Regions from separate parts of the Mus musculus genome. Here all the other regions are linked to region 1. The links are chromatin loops, found by intact Hi-C in ENCODE. Cell type or tissue: gastrocnemius. All regions are shown on one strand.

Evidence for each region. Hi-C counts contacts between places; a loop is a spot of excess contacts. Peaks named below come from ENCODE experiments on the same cell type or tissue, not always from the same donor. Only the 100,000 strongest peaks of a DNase experiment are listed, where the experiment ranks them.
Region 2: a loop joins it to region 1, with 3 times the contacts of the local background. A loop is called at or near these places in 12 of 42 quality-filtered maps.
Region 3: it touches region 1 in a loop (2.6-fold over the local background); 5 of 42 quality-filtered maps call a loop at or near these places.

The regions. Positions count from the first base shown.
Region 1 is chr11:16,523,068-16,528,067 of GRCm38, forward strand. No RefSeq gene overlaps it. Among named protein-coding and RNA genes, the nearest start is that of Sec61g, 17 kb to the left of the region's middle. In gastrocnemius, a CTCF peak has its summit at 1,996 (motif pointing right); a DNase peak (open chromatin) is centred at 2,088; H3K27ac peaks cover 2,702 bases.
Region 2 is chr11:16,750,257-16,755,256 of GRCm38, forward strand. Egfr (epidermal growth factor receptor) reads left to right here and starts at 1,947. Exons shown (of 28, transcript NM_207655.2): 1 at 1,947-2,314. The coding sequence starts at 2,227. In gastrocnemius, a CTCF peak has its summit at 2,838; DNase peaks (open chromatin) are centred at 1,501, 2,008, 2,568, 3,184 and 2 more places; H3K4me3 peaks cover 3,662 bases; H3K27ac peaks cover 3,789 bases.
Region 3 is chr11:16,584,883-16,589,882 of GRCm38, forward strand. No RefSeq gene overlaps it. Among named protein-coding and RNA genes, the nearest start is that of Sec61g, 79 kb to the left of the region's middle. In gastrocnemius, a CTCF peak has its summit at 2,108 (motif pointing right); no DNase peak of the experiment used is centred here; H3K27ac peaks cover 1,307 bases.

The DNA.
Region 1 (5,000 bases):
TTCTGGGTTAATATTTTTGAGATGGGTAGGTGGCCCCATTCCTCAACCAGGGGCCATGCCTAACCTCTGTTATGGTCCTTACAGGTTCTCTCTCTCTCTCTCTCTCTCTCTCTCTCTCTCTCTCTCTCTCTCCTTAGTTGGATATTTCAGCTTATGTCATCCTCGTTGTTTTCTAGGAGCCTCTTGCTTTCCTGGCATCTGGGACTTTCTAGCGGCTATCCCCATTTCCCCATCCAATTTCCTGAACAGAACACCAATGGCCCAGGCTCTAAGATCAACTATAGACAAATGGGATCTCATAAACTTGCAAAGCTTCTGTAAGGCAAAGGACACTGTCATCTTAACCAACCCTACATCTGGTAGAGGGCTAAGATCCAAAATATACAAAGAACTCAAGAAGTTACATTCCAGAGAACCAAATAACCCTATTAAAATGGGGTACAGAGCTAAACAAAGAACTCTCATTTGAGAAATATCGAATAGCTGAGGAGCAGCTAAAGAAATGTTCAACAACCTTAGTCATCAGGGAAGTGCAAATCTAAACAACCCTGAGATTCCACCTCACACCAGCCAGAATGGCTAAGATCAAAAATTCAGTTGACAGCAGATGCTGGTGAGGATGTGGAGAAAGAGCAACACTCCTCCATTGCTGGTAAGATTGCAAGCTGGTACAATCACTCTGGAAGTCAGTCTGGCAGTTCCCCCAGACAATTTATATCACTCTTGGGCATAAGCCCAAAAGATTCTCCAACATATAACAAGGGCACATGCTCCATTATGTTCATAGCAGCCTTATTTATAATAGCCAGAAGCTTAAAACAACCTAGATGTCCCTCATCAGAGGAATGGATACAGAAAATGTGGTACATTTACACAATGGAGTACTACTCAGCTATTAAAAACAATGACTTCATGAAATTCTTAGGCAAATGGGTGGGACTAGAAAATATCCAGAGTGTAGTAACCCAGTCACAAAACACACATGGTATGTACTCACTTATAAGTGGATATTAGGCAAAAAGCTTGGAATACCCATGATACAACTCACAGACCATATGAAGCTCAAGAAGAAGGAAGACCAAAAATAATCAAGGGAGGTAGAGAGAGAGAGAGGAATTAAGGGAGGGAGAAAGGAGTGGGGAGGAAATAAGAGGCCAGGATCAGGTGTGAGAGGAGACAGGGGAGATGTACAGAGGATCAGGCAATTGAACAGAGGTGTGTAGCATTTGAAATTTTATGTTGCTGGTTGTGCTCAGTCTTCTTGCACTCCATATGGTCTATTGCAACCCCTTGAACATATAACTTTTATAACTCATGATTGGCTTATTATGCAATGCATAACATTGTAGTTTTGATTATTATATGTCTTAGTGAAGTTAGTATTTTTGTGATGAAACCCCATGACTAAAAGCAAACTGGGGAGGAAAGGATTTATGTGGCTTACATTTTCACACCACCTCCCATAGGTGGAAGAAGTTAGGACAGGAACTCAAGCAGGACAGTAGGAGCTCCTGGAGGCAGGAGCTAATGCAGAGGCTATGCAAAAGTGCTGCTTACTGTTCCCAATGCCTTGCACAGCCATTCTTATAAAACCTGTGACCACCAATCCAAGGATGGCACCATGCACGATAATCTGGGCCTTGCCCATCAGTGACTAATTAAGAAAATCTCCTACAGGCAGAGCCATTTTCTCAATTGAGGTTTCTTCCTCTCTAAAGACTCTAGCTTGTGTCAAGTTAACATAAAACTAACCAGCACATCATACTATAATACAGTTGTTTACAATAGCCTATTGATTGACATAGACTACGTACATGTATGAAAGAGTCATAAACTCATCATTTTGAATAATTAGCAAACACAAACAAGGAAGTGGGAGGTATAAAATTATATACATGTACTTGTGTTATTTAGTTTGAATCTTGAAACAAAAATTAGAATCTGTACTAGGGAACAAGTATTAAACACTAAAAGAACCATGGTGATGCATATTTCTATGTGAAATATCTGGAAAAGACACAAGATGGCGATGTTCCACCAAGAAAATATACACAAATTCTGTGGCTGTATCCAAACCCTGGTGAGCCCTTGGACTGATTCCCCTCCATGCTCTTTTCCAAGGAGCTTTGGAAGCCATTTCTAGTATTGTAATTGCTATCTCCAATCAAAAACTATCCTTTAAACATCTCAAAATCGTATTAACTTTCTCTTTTCAGCTATCACTAATACAGTTCAAAAGTGCAGTAGTTTGATATCAGTACAATATTTACTACTATGGACACTCCTGCCTACTGAATGTTGAAAACTCAGTATAAGTCTATTGTAAAATAGCACCCTAATTTTTTAAAGAGTGCTTGGATCCCTCTAGAGTTCCTGATTTTGTGTTTCAGATAGTCATAAATAGAGGGCAGTGCAGGAACATGGATCTCTGACACAGTGGTGTGGGAAAGACGGAGGAACTGACTCTAAGTCTGTGCACTCTTTAACAACTTTGTCATCTAGGAAAGAAGACATAGCCAGGTTGTTAGGGAGCACCAAGAAACATTCATTCACTCAATGCTACAGAGGAAAGAAAATGGATCCATTTCCCAAACTATCTATTTGATTCAGAATCGCTTTCTTTCTTTCTTTCTTTCTTTCTTTCTTTCTTTCTTTCTTTCTTTCTTTCTTTCTTTCTTTCTTTCTTTCTTTCTTTCTTTCTTTCTTTCTTTCTCTCTGTGACACAGTCCAGCAAAGCCATACTGATGGAAGTGGAAAGGTCAGCGTAGGAACTTTGGGAAGGTCATGAAACCCTCAGCCCTCTGGAAGGGAGAGGCTAATTAGCATTTCTCAGACCTAAGGGCAGGAACCTGCGGGTGGGGACACATTCCTCAGGACAGACCATTGCTCACCTTCAGACAAGGGAAGTCCTTGTCACCTCATTCCCTAAAGACCAATCAGTTTAAAAGGTGCACTGTTCAGCCAATCATATTGTGCCTAGTTGCAGATGCTCTGTTCTGGCCCTGGAAACCATATAAAAATTCCCCAAACTGGTGCTGGGGGGTCACTGCCTCTCCTTTGGGTCTGGACGACTCCAGTGCACTGGAACAATAAATTCCTCTTGCTTTTTGCGTTGATCCTGACTCCACATGGTTCACTCAGGTGTCCCTGGTAAGCTAAGGCTCCCCGGAGTCTTACAAGACTTTGCCACTCTGGTGGCAACAGAAAAATCCAGAAAAGGACATTTGGACTTTGGGTCTAATGTCCAATTTTTATGTGATCCCTGCACTGACAGATGCTCAGCAGCCAAGGCAAGATGATGGAATTGATGGTACATATTACCGTTAAAGTCTCTGGTCTGTGAGAGAGGGACTTGTGGATTGTAATTATGGTACTCCAGGATAGAGACTCAGCCTGCCCTGAATATTGTGCATAATTCTTTGAGCTTGTTCCCAAGTGGCTCTAAGCTCTAGTTTGCTTTTCTAAAAGATGAAGGAAGCCACATCTTTCTCACGGGATTGTTTGTAAGATTAACAGATGCTCTGTGCAAGTGCTGGCACTCAAGGTCTCATTATGCGATTAGTTTGTGTCCCTCCTCTCTTTTGTGGTTACCTGCAATCCTGTGACTAATTCTCTGCTTCTGAGATAAATTCCAGTGGCAAACCTCCAAGTGAGTGCAGGGCTCTGGTCCTGAATGTTTATAAAGGGATGTGAGCATGCTCCTCACAAGGTTTGCTCATATTTTCTGTCCTTTCTTCTGAATCTGGGTAGAAGATTAAATTCTGTCCATTTCTTTTGGCAACAGTAGTTTGCTAAACCTTTCCAAGGGGGACCTTCATATGTCTACACCATGTGATAAGCTGGAAGATGAGAACTTCCCAAGGATATCTCAGAATCACTTGCCTTTCTTAAACACTGGTCTCTAGGGCTTCCCATTTACATGGTACTGTGCTGATCTTCATGTTGCAGCCCCTCACATATCTCAGTCACCTGGACATGGCATCATGTGGTTGTATACATCAGTCATTAGAATACATATATTCCCTCAGCTAATATGGATTTTGAACATCCCTGCAGGGCCCATGCTCCCAAATGTTCATGCCACAGGAAGATTGATGAACTGCTAAGAGGTGGGGTCTATTAGAAGGAAGTAAGGTCACTTATTTGAAAAGGACTATGGGACCCTGTTCTCTTCCTTTGTCTCTGGTTGAGTCCTGGACATGACATGATCCACTTTTCTCCATAAGCATACTTGTTGAATGATGCACTGTCTTATCTCAGGGCTGAAGCCAACTTATCGTAGACCAAAAGTGTGAGAAACAAAACCAAACCAACTTTTTCCTTATAAGCTGGTCCTCTCACACATAAAAGGAAAGCAGATGTACTCTGTCCAACATCATCTATGATTTTTCTTGTATCCTTCCCCTTAACATCTAGCTGATGGTCACCCAGAAGTCCTAACCAGTCAGTTCCTGCACCTTCTCCCTGGCTTCAGCAGGCTGCAGCATTCTCCTGCAAGTTTCTCTCTATTCCTGTACCACCCTACCATGCTCTTCTCTTCCAGGTCCAGGTGTAAACTCTTAATATGCTGCCAATCTGGAGTCCTTCCCTTTAGCTTCTTGCACAGCTTCTTATTGCAGCTAACTTAAAATCTATGCTCCTGTGGACCTCCTGACTGCCTCGCTGCAGTCCTCCCATTTCCCTTTCAGTCACTGTGGTTCCAGTTTATTTTCGGTCTCTTTAATACAACGCATCTTCCCACCCAAACCTCCACACTTACTTCTTTCCTTAACTCCCAGTAAAAAGCACTGTGTCAAGATGTTCTGTATATCTGTGCCTATGTATAGGAACATCTGTAAAGTACCTGTTTGGGGAAGTGGCTTTGTTGTTTAAAAAAAAAAAAAAAAAAGGCCTTTATCTCGTTTATTATTAGCTGAGAGTATCAGGCATAGTCACGTAGAACAGGAATTGGGAAATATTCGATGAATGAGCAAAAGAAAAATAGAATGAAAAATTAGAAA
Region 2 (5,000 bases), 230 kb after region 1:
TATACACACATTATTCACTCTTTGCTCTGTGCATGCTGTTACACCGTGGAGTACCAAGAAGTGCTGCATCGAAACTCAGTTCAGATGCAAGACTACCATATGGTATGGCTGCAAAAGTTTTACTTATCACATACAATTGTCTTCTCTTATAGAATAATAATGTCATAATACAGAGAACAAGACATTTTTAATATTCTCCTACCATCATTCCTTAGCATAGGAGCTTCAAATGAGTATGTTTGGTTATGTTTGGATTATATTGTGTTTGAATGTTTAATATTTAAAATCAATGTCTTAAGTCTCTTTATAAAAAGGTAACAGAATTTTAACATAGGATTAGGATGAAATTTCCAAGATGACCCTAAATATATTTTTTCTGTTTCATGCTTTGAGAATTGTAAATCAAAATATTAATTAACTCTGAACAATATTACAGATGTTCTACATTCCACAGCTTCAAGTACTCATTCAAAACCTAATTTTTTGTAACAATAAACAAATCAATCTCATTGGTATGCAAATTTGCCTTAATCTTTAGTAAGTGGTAAAGTCATATATATGCCAAAAATTATCTTAACATTGCATTAGGATCTACCATTAGTCGATGTCTGATTTGAACACCTATTTTATATAAAATCCCAAGATTACATAAAAAGCATCTATGAAAAGAGGTTGCCCGTGGGAAAAGTTTAAGAAACCCCGCTCTACTTCTCAGTGAAGGTCTCAGGTTGTGATGAGGGTCCCTGCACAGGCTGGGTGACGTGTTCCCATTCAAGACGCCACCTACAAAACTTGGGCAGCAGCCCTGACTTTGCAGGGTGCGGACGAAAAGTCCGGAATGCCTCCTTTCTGGCTGCATGGAAAAAGCTGGACTGAGCCTCACTGGTTAGCCATGACTTCTGCTAACAAGGACACCCACAGCAAAGGGGCCTAAATTAGGGGACCAAGTGATTTTGTGAAAAACTCAGAGACTTTGGATTGAATGGAAGCAGGGGACATTCCTCTGATAGCTAAGAAGTAGGGACATTGGTTGGTCTTTGCTGAAGGAATTTAGTTGTGGGTCCTGAAGTTCAGGGACACATTTCTACTGGTCAAATTCTAAGTGAACTTACTTGGCAATTTGCCTCCTGATGTGCGGCAGGGCTAGCTGAGGTCACTAGAGGATGCTAACTGCTCTAAAGATTTGTTCACTGCTGTTATGTCAAGTCTCTGCTTTTGTGGAGGAATTTGCCTCATGTGTACGTTGCTTTGCTTTTCAAGCACTCCAGACTGGCTCCAGGTGTAGAAAATGCCATGTTCTTCAACATGCATGCTTTCATCCAGCAAATATACTGAGGCCCTTCTAAGTGTCAGGAGTTGGCTGCCCTTCTTTCAGAAGACATGGAGGGTTCTTGATGGGATCTGAAGGACCCTTGGACTTCTTAGTGCCACTTCAGACTTGAGGCACCCGCCTCTGCCTGTGCTGTTGGAAACTGCTGCCAAGTCAGCCTGACCCTTCTGAGATCCTGGAGAAGTTATGGAGAATACGTGAACAGCGTCCCCACCTGTGTTATTCTCCAACCTGTGCTCTGTGGTTGGACAGTTTGTAACCGAGGTGGTCCAGAGTTGTTTGGTTAATTGAAAGAAAGGAAGGAAGAAGGTGGGAGACAGAGGGAAGGAAGGAGGGGACCCTGGCATAGATTGGCTGGACTTCCTAGGTCCTGAAATGCAGCGGAGCGGAGTCCCCTCAGAAATTAACTCCAAAGGCCACCCACTGACCCGCTGCACACAGCCAGAACTCGCCCCCAGAGCCTTGTCTAGTGGTGGCCAAGGCCATCCACCACCACCTTCCGGTCACTGCCTGCTTTCGATCCTCGCGGAGAGCGCTTCCTCTCTCCTGACATTCTCCTCCTCTTCGCTCCTCTGGATCCCTCCTCCTTCTTTAGTCCCTCCTCCTCCCGCCCAGCCTCCCCCAGTCCCGACCCGAGCTAACTAGACGTCTGGGCAGCCCCAGCGCAACGCGCAGCAGCCTCCCTCCTCTTCTTCCCGCACTGTGCGCTCCTCCTGGGCTAGGGCGTCTGGATCGAGTCCCGGAGGCTACCGCCTCCCAGACAGACGACAGGTCACCTGGACGCGAGCCTGTGTCCGGGTCTCGTCGTTGCCGGCGCAGTCACTGGGCACAACCGTGGGACTCCGTCTGTCTCGGATTAATCCCGGAGAGCCAGAGCCAACCTCTCCCGGTCAGAGATGCGACCCTCAGGGACCGCGAGAACCACACTGCTGGTGTTGCTGACCGCGCTCTGCGCCGCAGGTGGGGCGTTGGAGGAAAAGAAAGGTAAGGGCGTGTCCCACCGGCCCGCGCCCCCTGCGAGCTAGCTCGCCCAGTCCCAACCTCCGCTCGGGACTCTAAGTCCCCAGCCGCCCGCTCCTCCTCTTCTGGCTCCCAAAGGCGGCCGGGACCATAGGAGGAACTGGACGGAGTCTGGAATGGGCGAGACTGGGGCCGCCGAAGGAAGGGAGACTGGGCTAGGAGCAGAGGGGCTGCCAGGGCAGCGTGGGAGCCGCGGCTGTGCGCTCCGGGGCTCTTGACTGCTGCCAACTTAGTTGCCTCACTTTCCTGCGCTCAGTAGGCGTTCGGAGCAGAAACGTGGTGCGGGACAGCGCGGGACGCCGGGCATTGGCGCACGTGCGCCCAGTACTGTCAGGGAGAGCGGAGGGACCCCGGATCCTCAAGCGGGTCGGGTGTGTCCCACCCGCTCAGTGTGAGAGTTGAGGGACTGGAGTGCGAACCAACGCGCCCCTGGTCAAGGTCGGAACCTCTGAGACGCGCGGTTTCCTGAGCGCGGTTTCCCTCAACTCCTCTCTTCTCCAGCAGGGTACTCTCAGGACCTGGTAGCCTGAGTCCCAATGTAGCTTGCAGATTTCTGGCTTGCCCTTTCGCGGGTGTGTAGTTGCAGCAATGACCTGGAAGTGTGGAGATCTCTCTGTCACTAACCACCTAGGACTTCTGGGAAGAGATGGTGTTAGTGGTCATTTGCTTCTTCACTAGGAAAAAAAAAAGGAGGGCGTGGGGGTGGCGGGTGGGGTGGGTCGATTCCGCCTCTTAGGCATAGAGCATGCCAGAGACTTGCCAGGCTAGGTGCACTGGTTGGGGACCAAGGCTCCATGCCAGATTGGAGCTAGCGTTGCGGGGTGGCTACTTCCCCTGGGATCCCTGAATTTGCCCTTTCCCAGAAGCTTGGGCTGCTGCAGCATCACTTGCCTTTGCAATGGATGGCTGACCTCCTTGTGACAGCTGGGCCCTTGGGTGTAGTGCACCCTTGGTGTTTCAAAATGAGGCCGGTAGCAAACTTTCTTACTTGTTAGCTGAGACGTTCCCTCTTGGGTTTCTTTTTCTTTTCTTTCCTTCCACACCCCTCCCCCCCCCCAAGTGATTGATATTTGGCCAACTAAAATATAACCCCTAATTAAAAAGAAACATTGATGTCCATGGATCACACATGCCAACTGTCCAGACGGAACATGAACAAGTCTGGCTTCATGACTATCCGACCATAAACCCACTTGACACGAGAAACATGCCTCGGAAGGTTTAATTGCACAATTTCAAAATCCAGCCGCTCGGGTTCCAGGAGTCAGGTCTGCACTTGCTGTTGATGTCATCCGCATCCAAGTTGGACTTGGGGGTTGGTGCTCCGTGCACTTTTGTTGGAGGGGGTGTAAGGCTCAGTTTCCCAAACTTAACTACACAATGAAATCATTTGGGTTTAAAAATCAACAAGCAAAACAAACTACACCCCTCCTCCGTTGTTTAGCTACCACTCCATACACTCAGATTTCACGGGTCGATCTTGAGAATTAGAATTTTCAAAACTCTTGTAGCATTTGATTTGAGACTCGCTAGCATAAATGAAAAATTGATAACATCTAAAGGAAGACTACCACGACGGTTCTAACGAGCAGGAGTCTGGGAAATCTTGCAGTACAGGAAATAGCAGGGATAAAGTCGGTAAAGAGGGCTTGCTTTTTTCACAGATGGGATGGAGCACTGTGGAGCTTTTCTCCTACCTTCCTTAGCTGAAGGGCTCCAGGCCCCATCGGTCAGTTGCCTGGCATCTGTGCCTACCCATAGGACTCCCTCCCCTAGTTTTCAGTTTCCCTTAGAGCCCCTGTAGAACACCAGTTGTCTCAGCTTAACTCTGTGTTTCTTCGCTGTTAGGTGTTACTGTTATGAACACTGTTAGTGGTTGGAGATTTGTTTTCGGTTAAATAAAAATGCCACTTCATCTGTCTGTTTGTATGATATTCACTTAAAGCCAAATGCTTCTGGGTGTAGCAGGAAAGGTAGCAAGCAAATATTTATCTGTCAAAGTAACGTAAAAAGGCTAAGTTCTAAAGGACAGATTATTGAAAACGTGAGACACCCTTTCTGCAACAGGCTGATAAAAGATTTGTTTGTTTAATTGGTCAGTTTTGTTCCAGACTGGCTCCCTTAGTTGAGGTAGGGTGTTTATCCTTCCCTCCAAATCTATGGTACCATATGTAAATGTCATCAAAGCAGAAGACAGTTAGACTCTGTTTTCAGTGCATTGTCAGTCCTCACATTGCATGTAGTGAGAGGTGATTCTCATCATCTGTTTGGGGAACCTATGCACAGAGAAGTGTAGTGATTTTCCCCCATAGCTGTTAAGAAGTGATGCCAAAATTGATTCAAGTTCCTTCCACCTCCAAACTACACTACCTTATTGTAGGAGGACCAGGCTAGGTTAGGTGTGTAAATGACTCAGTTCTGATGCTAGAAGGATAAGGACCAGGAAACAGGCATTTGAAAAATCAGTCCCCATCTGAAGCTTGCTTGTTTAGTGGCCTACTTTCCTGTTCATGGATGCTGTGGTCTCCTGGGTTGCCTTTGATGGGGGCAATGTTGTCACTAAAACAAAATATGGGCAAGGTATTAGCTTGGACTTGCTGAGCAAGTTCCACCTGTACCATGATGGCAGGAGAAGGCGCTTCTTTGGAAA
Region 3 (5,000 bases), 62 kb after region 1:
GTAAATAAGCACAGCTCTTCTCCGTGGATGCTAATGTGATTGTATTTTGTTTAGAAAGGTAAGTGGAAAGACATATTAGATAATACAGTTTTTCCTTGAATTTTCTTTTTAGCAAGATTGCCCTTTTTATGTTCCAAAGCTTAATCACCAGAGAAACCAGAGACCTGACCAGTTAGACATTAGAATTTTAGAGTTTGGTAAGCATAATCTAATCTGATTTCATAATAATAATTAGAAGCAGAAATAAAATTCAAGTAGGAATCTCTCTAGCCCTGAATATTTCTTGTACACCCTAGCATTCCCCTACCCTGGGTCATCAAGCCTCCACAGGACCAAGAAGCTCCCCTTCCAGTGATGCTGGCTAAAGCCATCCTCTGCTACATGTCCAGCTGGAGCCATGCCCCCCCCCATGTGTACTCTTTGGTTGTTGGTTTAGCTCCCTGGGAGCTTTGGTGGGTCCTGTTGGTTGACACTGTTGTTATTTCTATGGGGATGCAAACCCCTTCAGCCCTACAGTCCTTGCCTTAACTTCTCCATTGGGTGTCTTCCCCACCCCCAACCCTGTTCAGTCCGATGTTTGACTGTGTACATTGGTCAGGCTCTGGCAGAGCCTTTCAGGGGATAGGCTCCTGTAAGTAAGCACTTCTTGGCATTAGCAATAGTGTCAGTGTTTGGTGTCTGCAGATGGGATGGATCCCAAGTTGGGACAATCTCTGGATGGCCTTTCCTTCAGTCTCTGCTCCATTCTTTGTCCCTGCATTTCGTTTTGACTGGAAGAATGCTGGATTAATATTTTTGAGGTGGGTGGGTGACCCCATCCCTCATCCAGGGGCCATGCATTTCTACTGGATATGGTCTCTACAGATTCTCTTCCACTTTTGTTGGCTATTTTGACTAATTGGTGGGTTCTGGGAACCTCTTGGGTCCCTGGAATCTGGGACTTTCTAGTGGCTAACCCCAGTCCTCCCCTCTACTGCTATACACCTACTTTCAAATTCTTGACCCTCTGTACTTCTCCTCCATCTCCTCCCATATCTAAACTGTGCCCCCCATTTCCCTCTCCTTCCTTGCTCCCTCCCAGATCCCTCTTTCCCTCTACTTCCCAGAGATTATTTTCTTCAACCTTCTAAGTAGGACTGTAGCATCTACACTTTGGTGTGATCTTCTTTCTTCTTGGGTTTCATCGAATCCAGTTTTTTTCTTTTCTTTCTTTTTTTTCTTTTCTTTTCTTTTTTCTTTTCTTTTCTTTTTTCTTTCCTTTCCTTTCCTTTTTAGTAGGAAAAACTTTATTCTTTTTGGTTATTAAAAATTGGATTTAAAATATTGGTACCCTATACGCTGTTAGAAGAATTTCTGATATTTAACATAAATTTTGAAATGAAAAGATTTAGTAATTTTATATTAAAATCAACATATTTTCATGTCTACTCCCTTAGCTCTAGGTTTTCACAGCCTTGGTACAACCCGGGAATCTTTGAACATTCTCACCAATTTCCCTTGGAGAATCTTCTTTATCTCAATGTACAAACCTCCAAAAGGATGTTTCTTCTCTTTACGTTTATAACTGTTACAATTTTTTCTTTTCTTGATTGTGCTTTTAATTATTATTATTAATGTTTTTGTTATTTTAGAATATTTTAAGACAAAAACACATAAAGCATATTTAAAATATCTTATATATCTTAAAGTTATAAATACATGTTAATATAGTAATAATCCTGTGGATTTTGAACAATTTAAATCAATTATTTGTTAAAGATTCAGGTAATTATAAAAGTGTACATAGATAGATAGGTAGATAGGTAGATAGGTAGATAGATCGATAGATAGATAGAGAGATAGAGATAGAGATCACTTCACCATAGGCTTTATGAGGCATCCAAAGCAGGAATAACAAGCATTTTACCTAAACAGTTACATTTCTTTAAAATTGAGAAGATTAATTGTTGTCTCAAATATGTAAAAGAGAAATTATGCTGTAACGAGATGCATTAAGATACACACAAACCTTGAGATGACTTTTTATAATTTTTAAAAATTATTTATTTATTTTATGCATAGGAGTACACTGTAGCTGTCTTCAGACACACCAGGAGAGGGCATCAGATCCCATTACAGATTGTAGTGAGCCACCAAGTGGTTACTGGTAATTGAACTCAGGACCTCTGGAAGAGCAGTCAGTGCTCTTAACCACTGAGCCATCTCTCTAGCACAACTATAAGCCAGGAGGCAGATTTTTTTTAAATAGTGATATTTTATTCAAATATCATACAGTCTTGGCTCAGAAATGAGCCTTGAAAAACTTGTTTTGTTTGTAAGATATAGTAGTAGTCAAAAATATTCTTCAGGTCCTTAAAATATTTATCTACATGATCACACATAGATGAGTCACCCAGAAGTACAAGGATAAGTCATATTCTTACTCCTTCCAATAAAGGGCTTATCATCTCAGAGGAGTGCATTTACCATGTAGGAAAAGTTTGCACCCTGAACCAGGGATAATTGTCTCTTAATTTGTAACCCTGAGCAACAGGGATCTTCAGGTGAACCAGAGCTGAGACAAGAATCAGGGAGATAACGCCAGAACAGGATAAATATGCCTATCTAATCCTTTAGGAATTCTTATAAAAATTTAAATTTAAGAACTCACATGAAGTCTTCCAAAGTAAGATCTAGAATCATCAGCCATCTGTATTTGTTTCAATTGACTAAATACTGTTTGTCATTACTTTGTCCCTATGATAGGCATACTGAGCACTTAGCCAATTTTTCTTAGTCTGATGGAGTTAGATTTAGGACTTTTCCCATTAAAATTCTACTTTTACTATGAACCAAGAGGAAGTGGACTTATTGAACAGCTTTAGTTTATTTGACCACTTACAAGCCAATTCGGCACTGAATGAATGATATGAAAAATATAGCACATGTGAACAGTGCATACATGTAGTAAGACAGAGGTATGTATACATATACAATCATACAGTAAGAAAGATAAGACAGATTTTTTTAAAACAAGAGTTTCAACTGTGGATGATTGTTGGAATTATGTATTTTATAATTCCCATTTTTATTTATTTATTTATTTGTTTGTTTGTTTGTATTTATTTATTTATTTGAGACAGGGTTTCTCTGTATAGCCCTGGCTGTCCTGGAACTCACTTTGTAGACCAGGCTGGCCTCGAACTCAGAAATCTGCCTGCCTCTGCTTCCCGAGTGCTGGGATTAAAGGCGTGCACCACCATGCCAGGCCTTAATTCCCAATTTTAAAAAAGAAAGTTACCACAAAGATCTTTGGCAAACACAAAGCACACATATTCATTAATATATATGTAGTTAGGTCAACCTTAATTAAAACCTTAAATTTTAGCAGTTTTATATTAAAAATATTTTGAATAATAATTTATTTGACTTGTATGTTACCCATGTATATTATACAAAAGAATACACATATACACTTATACACACATATATATGTATATGTATTTTGGAAGGAGCATTTACCATGTATCTATATAACATGCATTTTATGGCTTAAGGTTCTCTTGTGACTCCAGTAAATGTTGTTTTACACATAGCATTAAACACATAGTGTTTTAAGGTTTTATGAAATAGACCAAAATCTTTCACTTTAATATGTTTTAAAAAGTTATGAGTATCCAATTTTATTAGGGCACTTTTTTTTCCTTTTTTTTTTCTAGACAGGGTTTCCTCTGTGTCCCTGGTTGTCCTGAAACTTACTCTGTAGACCAGGCTGGCCTCAAATTCAGAAATCTGCCTGCCTCTACCTCCCAAGTGCTGGAACTAAAGGGTGTATCACCATTGCCCAGTAGGGCACATGTTTTTATTAGGCCTTTATTATATTACCAAAATTTATAAATATGCACATGTCCATTTTAATTAGGTGTGCTAAAATATAGAATATAAGCATATTTATATATAAATATATAAAATAATATATGTTGGTTTTTTGAGACAGGATTTCTCTGTATGGCCCTGGCTGTCCTAGAACTCACTGTTGACCAGGCTGGCCTTAAACTCATAGAGATCTACCTGTCTCTGCCTCTCAAGTACTAAGAATAAAGACATGTACCACCATACCTGGCAGACAATAATAATTTTAACACATCATAAAAAAAAACAAACTTAAGTGGTTCCAATTTGTAACTTATTTCTGATTTTTCAAAACACAGACATATAAACACAATCGTCATATTTACATTCACCCAGGAATGTAGCTCCTAATGTGTAAGTTCCAGCCAGGGCAAAGCACAGGAAACAGGAAAACCCAGGGAACTTGTCTCCCTCAACATTGCTAATCAGAGTGTAACAGCCAGCAATGGGAGTGAGCTAGATAAAATTCCAGGCAAGAATTATCAATAAGTTCATAGAACTGAAAGAGGGCACAAACTACTGGGAAGTTCTGGAGAGCACACACAGCTTCATGGAAATGGTCAGGAAAGGACAGAATGATCTAAATTTTAAGTCAGCAGAGATGGGAAAACAAAACTGAAGTGCTAGAAATGAAAAATCCTATGAGTTAAATAAAAAGCTCTTTGGAAAAGCCTCACCAGCAGAATTGGATCCCTGAGAGGACAAAATGTCCTTGGCGGGGCTTGAAGACAAGAGAGGAACTGAAACCCTCATTCAAGGACAAGGATAAATTTTAAAAACAAAAATGCAAAACGATGGTGGGTGATTTTAAGACTCCCTTCTCATCCATTGACAGGTCATCACAGCAAAAAATAAACAATAAAAAAATAGGAGTTAAATGCCGTCATGGATCACATGTAACTACTACCTACATCCTGTCTGATAACAATTACATAAAGGCAGCAATCCATCCCAAGAGAAACTGCAGAAGTACACAAACTAGTGGGGATTAGACAGCATGGTGTTGGAGGCTAAGCGGGTCACCAAAGAAATCAAGATGGAAATGATTTGCACAATTTTATCTGAGAATTGAAAACTAATACATAATTACTTACAAGACAATTTAGTAA